Linked DNA regions of Homo sapiens: region 2 is linked to region 1. A link is an interaction called in ENCODE POLR2A ChIA-PET data of the cell type or tissue named here. Cell type or tissue: PC-9. All regions are shown on one strand.

Region 1 (2,500 bases):
GGGATGGGGGCTGTCGTGGTGGCTCACACCTGTAATCCCAGCACTTTGGGAGGCCAAGGTGGGCAGATCACCTGAGGTCGGGAGTTCGAGACCAGCCTGACCAAATGGAGAAACCCCGTCTCTATTAAAAATACAAAAAGTTAGCCAGGCATGATAGCACATGCCTGTAATCCTAGCTACTCGGGAGGCAGAGGCAGGAGAATCGCTTGAACCTGGGAGGTGGAGGTTGTGGTGAGCCGAGATCGCGCCATTGCACTCCAGCCTGGGCAACAAGAGCGAAACTCCATCTCAAAAAAAAAAAAAAAATGTCCAGTGGTGATCAGGTCCAGCTAGAGTTCTGCTTTTAGACACACAAGGCCTGAACGGGTTTAGAATGCTTATTTCATGCGTCGCCTTTCTCAGAAAGATACTGGGTGAGGCATTCTACTGAAATAAAGGAATTAAGCCCAGAAAAACAGCAGATCTAAATTCAGGAGAGGGGGCCCCAGCAGCCTGGAGAGAAACCTATTTAGGTTAGCAACAGGGAACTGATGCCTGGTGTGTTTGCACAGGAAAGGGTTTTATAATTCTATCAGGGAACTTAGGAAAAATTAGCAGGAGGAACCCAGAACGCCAAACAAATGGGAACTCAAGGCAGGAGAAAAAAAGCAGCGGTAGAAGAAAGAGAGGGCTGACTATTGATTCTGTGCATACGTTATTTAAATACACATAAAATGGATTTGAGAACTCCCTCTGGAGGCAGCATGAGGACGGACAGTGGCAAGCCCCAGAGGAAGGCTGTGAGGGGCCCGCATGCCAGCCCTGTGCGGCAGCCCAGGTCTCTCTCACTCCTTCTACAGTCAGTTCAGGAATTTGCTTTGTACCTTCAGAGGGTTTTTCATGCAAAGGATCAGGGAAAAAACCGAAACAACTTTTTCCAGAAGAGCTAATTGTTGTAAAGTGCACCGTCCGGTGCCTGACCCTCTGAGGCTGGGTGAGCACTGTGCAACTGTGTTCTCAGCCTGGCTTTCAGAGACTGCAGTCCCCTGCAGAGGCTGTGGGTCCACAGCCAGGGAGGCCACAGGTACAGAAGAATGCGCAGGACGAGGCAGCTGTGAGCTCAGAGGGAGGAGGGAGGGGGCGGTGCTGAGGTGGAGGTGGCCATTGGACTGCCGTGTGGGCAGTGACCTCTGGGTACAGCTCCCACCACCAGCAGGAGGGCTGGGACGAGGATGGAGCCCAGGACTGAGGCGTGACGGCTGCCTCCTCTTTCCCTGTGGTTGGTGAGTGGATGTGGCCATTGTCTCTCTTCACTCGGTTGGCTCCTGAATGCTGCAGGCCCAGCCCTGAGCATCTGGGGTACAGCTTTGATGAGAAGGGAGGGAGGTCGGAGGAGGAGGGAGAGCCCACCGCGTGGAGGGGCCTCTGTCCCTTAGCCCAAGTTTTCTGTTTCCAAAGTGGATTCCAGAAACAGAAAGCACTGCCTTGGGTGGGCCCAGCAAGAGGTCCCCTGGGCCTTTCCGGTGGTCAGGCCTCATGGTCCCACTGGCCTTGGGCTTCAGACCTCCTGGGGTCGCTTGTGGAGGGTCCCTCGAGGTCTCCCTGGGCAGCAGCCGCCTCGTGAAGGAAGCTCGGCAGCTCTGCAGTCCCATAATGTGTGATAAATCCCAGTATTTCTGCCATTAAACGATATTGTCACAAGGGCTAAATTGCCACCTGCAATGAGTAAATTAAATATTGACGATTTCATTGACTGTTAGATTTAATTTGGAGCCATCTTGCTGGGGCCCTAATGGGGCTGCAGATGACTTACTGTTTAATCCAGGCTGTCACCCCGTTAAGTGTTGAGTAATGAGGAAAAGATACACTCGTCAGGGTAAGAAAGTACTGATTCTCGGGCCCCTGGGTCGGGCCTCTGCCTCATAGACTGGGTGCCCTAGCATTGGGGCGGCTCTCCAAATAGCCTTCCTCTTCCTGCTCAGCTTCTCCCCCAGGCAAAATCCCCCTCCCCAGGGAGCCTCCTCCCTTGGTTCCCCTGTATCTCCAACCCATTGAGTCCAGCCTGGTGGGACGTTGCTTGTGCAGAGCACACAGAGCATCTCCCCTGTGCTCCCACCGCTGTGTCGTCAAGCTGGAGGGCTCAGTCCCCTTCCTCGCGGGCTGATGGCTGGACGTTGTGGGGTGGGAGGAGACAGTTGTGTTGTTCATCGCTGTGCCCAGGACAAAGCACCGTGCCTCCCTGTCGTGGGCCAGGGCTCATATAGAACTGCCAGGGAAGTGCGTGCCCTCAGCCTCACCACTCTCCTCATCTGTAATATGACGGAAGCGTCTTTGAGTGCTGACCATGGCCCGACTCAATTCTAAGCACCCACATCAGTCAGGGCTCGCCAGAGAGCAGAACCAATGGGATACAGATGGGGATGCATACGGGGATTGATCTGGGGAACCAGCTCCTGCAATGGTGGAGGCTGAGAAGTCCCGTGATCCACCACCTGGAAACTGGAGACTCTGGAACGCCGGT
Region 2 (2,500 bases), 87 kb after region 1:
GCCAGGGAGACAGGTGGCTGATTGCCTCGGGCTCCAAATCGAGCCATTCTTGGGGATCCCACTCAGGCCTGGTCTGGGTGCCTTGTGCCTGGATGTGTTTGGTCAGAGCTGGAAGGTTGCAGTTTTTAAAAAAAAGAATGAATGAGTGAATCAAAAGAAAAAGGCTTTAGGCCAGGCGCGGTGGCTTACGCCTATAATCCCAACACTTTGGGAGGCCGAGGTGGGTGGATCACCTGAGGTCAGGAGTTCGAGACCAGCCTGGCCAACATGGTGAAACCCCGTCTCTACTAAAATTACAAAAAAAAAAAAAAAAAAGCCAGGCGTGGTGGCGGGCGCCTGTAATCCCAGCTACTAGAGATGCTGAGGCAGGAGAACCACTTGAATCTGGGAGGCGGAGGTTGTAGTAAGCCAAGATTGCACCACTGCACTCCAGCCTGGGCGATGGAGTGAAACTCCATTTCAAGAAAAAGGAAAAAAAGACTTTGTAGCAGAGTAGAAAAGAAATAAAACAATAATCAACTTTCAAGATGCATAAAAGAATCATTCTGGCCTAGGTTAGCTAGGAGTGAGAGCTAAAAAGAACAGAAAAACAGATCATGTATGGTGAAGGTGCGGGAGGGAGTAAAAACATGAATGAAGGGAGGAGGAAGGCGTAGCCAGGCATTGGACAAGAGACCAGTGGGGAAGAAGGAGCCGGGAGGGGAAAGGGGAAGAGGAGTCCAGAAAGCCTCACTGAGGCCCACAGGCCCTGGTGGTTCCTCCGAAGGATAGGGCTCAGGGCTGGGTGCCTGTAGTCCTGCTCCCTGGAGCCCTGAAGCAGTGAGGGCATGAGGTGCAGTCCTCCTGCTCTAAGCTGGATGAGGGCTGGTGGGGGGTGAGCAGGGACCTGGAGCCTCTCAAAGGACTTCAGTGCAGAGGCTGCCAGGGGCACCGCCATGCATCTCTGTTTCCTGCCTAAACGTGGGCTGATGGTGACAGCTGACAACCCAGTGTGGATTAAACTTGCTGAGTCACTGCAAAAGGTGGGGCTGATCCTAGCTCAGGATTTTTGGTCTCTGACTGGCGTTCTCAGAGCTGGGAGTAGGCAGTGTAAAAACCCATTGTAGGGCCAGGTGCAGTGGCTCATGCCTGTAATCCTAGCACTCCGGGAGGCCGAGTTGGGTGGATTGCCTGAGCTCAGGAGTTTGAGACCAGCCTGGGCAACATGGTGGAACCCCATCTATACTAAAATAAAAAATATTCACTGGGCATGGTGGTGTGTGTTTGTAATCCCAGCTACTTGGGAGGCTGAAGCAGGAGAGTCGCTTGAACCCAGGAGGTGGAGTTTGCAGTGAGCCGAGATTGTGCCACTGCAGTCCAGCCTGGGGGTTAGAGCGAGACTCTGTCTCAAAACAAACAGACGAAAAACAAAACCCACTGTATAGATGGGAAGCCCAAGGCCCAGGTGTCTCCCTTTGGCTCCCACAGCTCCGTGGAAAAACATGGGGTTGCCCTGGTTCAAATCCCAGCTCTGCCACTCACTAGCTGTGTGACTTCAGGTGTGTTCTCTTACTGTTCTGTGGGGGGCCTCTGGATTCTCATGTGCACACTAGGAATGAGAATATCAGAGGGCACACAGACCTACTCCAGTGTCCTCACAGGAGAAACTCATCCAGTAGGATTAATATTCCTGGCCTCCCCATGCCTCCTCCCATGGGAAGAGTAGAGAATATTCTGACTGTCACTCCCCAGAGAGGAAGCCAGGCCTGGTTAGCTGTGCCAGTCCTCAAGAGCCAGCTGTCTGCAGGGCCAGTGACCGGGCGGTGAGTCCGTCTGAATCACAGTGACCAGTTAGCAAAGGCCCTCATCCACAGATCAGGGCCTCTGGGCAGCTGTAGGGAAACTTCAGTTTCCACCTGTGGGCCTCCTGAAAGACCGCTTTCTCAATTTGTTACAGTAGTAGCTAGTCAGACGGGAGCGGGGCAGGGGAGGGCTCCCCCCACCCCCACTAGGAGAGTCAGGTGGCCACGTGATGGCAGGCAGTTGTTACTGTTTCTCTATAATTGTAATTGTTTGCAGCCAGAACCAGGGAACGCAGCCTCTGAATAGAATCACCTGAAGCTGGTGCCATGGTAATAAGCTTCCCCCGACAAAGATCTCAGGAGTTGGGCGAGCGAGTTCACACACGAGCACTAGGAGGCAAAATGGTGGAATTTAACTTGTGTTTGACCTCATGGGAACGAGGAGAGAAGCCACTTCTCTTACTGTCTCCTGTCTCTGAAGAGGAGGAGGAAGTAAACGTTGAAAAACAACAGGAATGAAGTCAGTGGCAAGACCAGCCGGTGCCACCGATGACCCGGCCTGAGGTTAAAAGATTACCCCCCGACCTCTAACCACACGTGCTCTCAATCCATCACGACCCGTTCACGTGGAACCCCTTAGAGTTGTAAGCCCTTAAAAGGGCCAGGAACGGTGTCTTCGGCGAGGTCGGCTCTTAAGACGCGAGTCTGTCGGCGTTCCA

What was found. ChIA-PET counts read pairs that join two places held together with the same protein. Peaks named below come from ENCODE experiments on the same cell type or tissue, not always from the same donor. Only the 100,000 strongest peaks of a DNase experiment are listed, where the experiment ranks them.
Region 2: POLR2A ChIA-PET joins it to region 1 with 6 read pairs; 5 of 35 experiments call an interaction of 5 or more read pairs at or near these places.

What each region holds. Positions count from the first base shown.
Region 1 is chr22:44,955,710-44,958,209 of GRCh38, reverse strand. All of the region lies in intron 2 of PHF21B (PHD finger protein 21B), which reads left to right. Among named protein-coding and RNA genes, the nearest start is that of PHF21B, 53 kb to the left of the region's middle. RefSeq lists an enhancer at 1,142-1,911. In PC-9, a CTCF peak has its summit at 773 (motif pointing left); no DNase peak of the experiment used is centred here; H3K27me3 peaks cover 2,500 bases.
Region 2 is chr22:44,868,725-44,871,224 of GRCh38, reverse strand. No RefSeq gene overlaps it. Among named protein-coding and RNA genes, the nearest start is that of ARHGAP8, 120 kb to the right of the region's middle. RefSeq lists enhancers at 241-1,152, 2,065-2,500, 1,822-2,500. In PC-9, no CTCF peak of the experiment used is centred here; a DNase peak (open chromatin) is centred at 1,034; H3K27ac peaks cover 1,440 bases.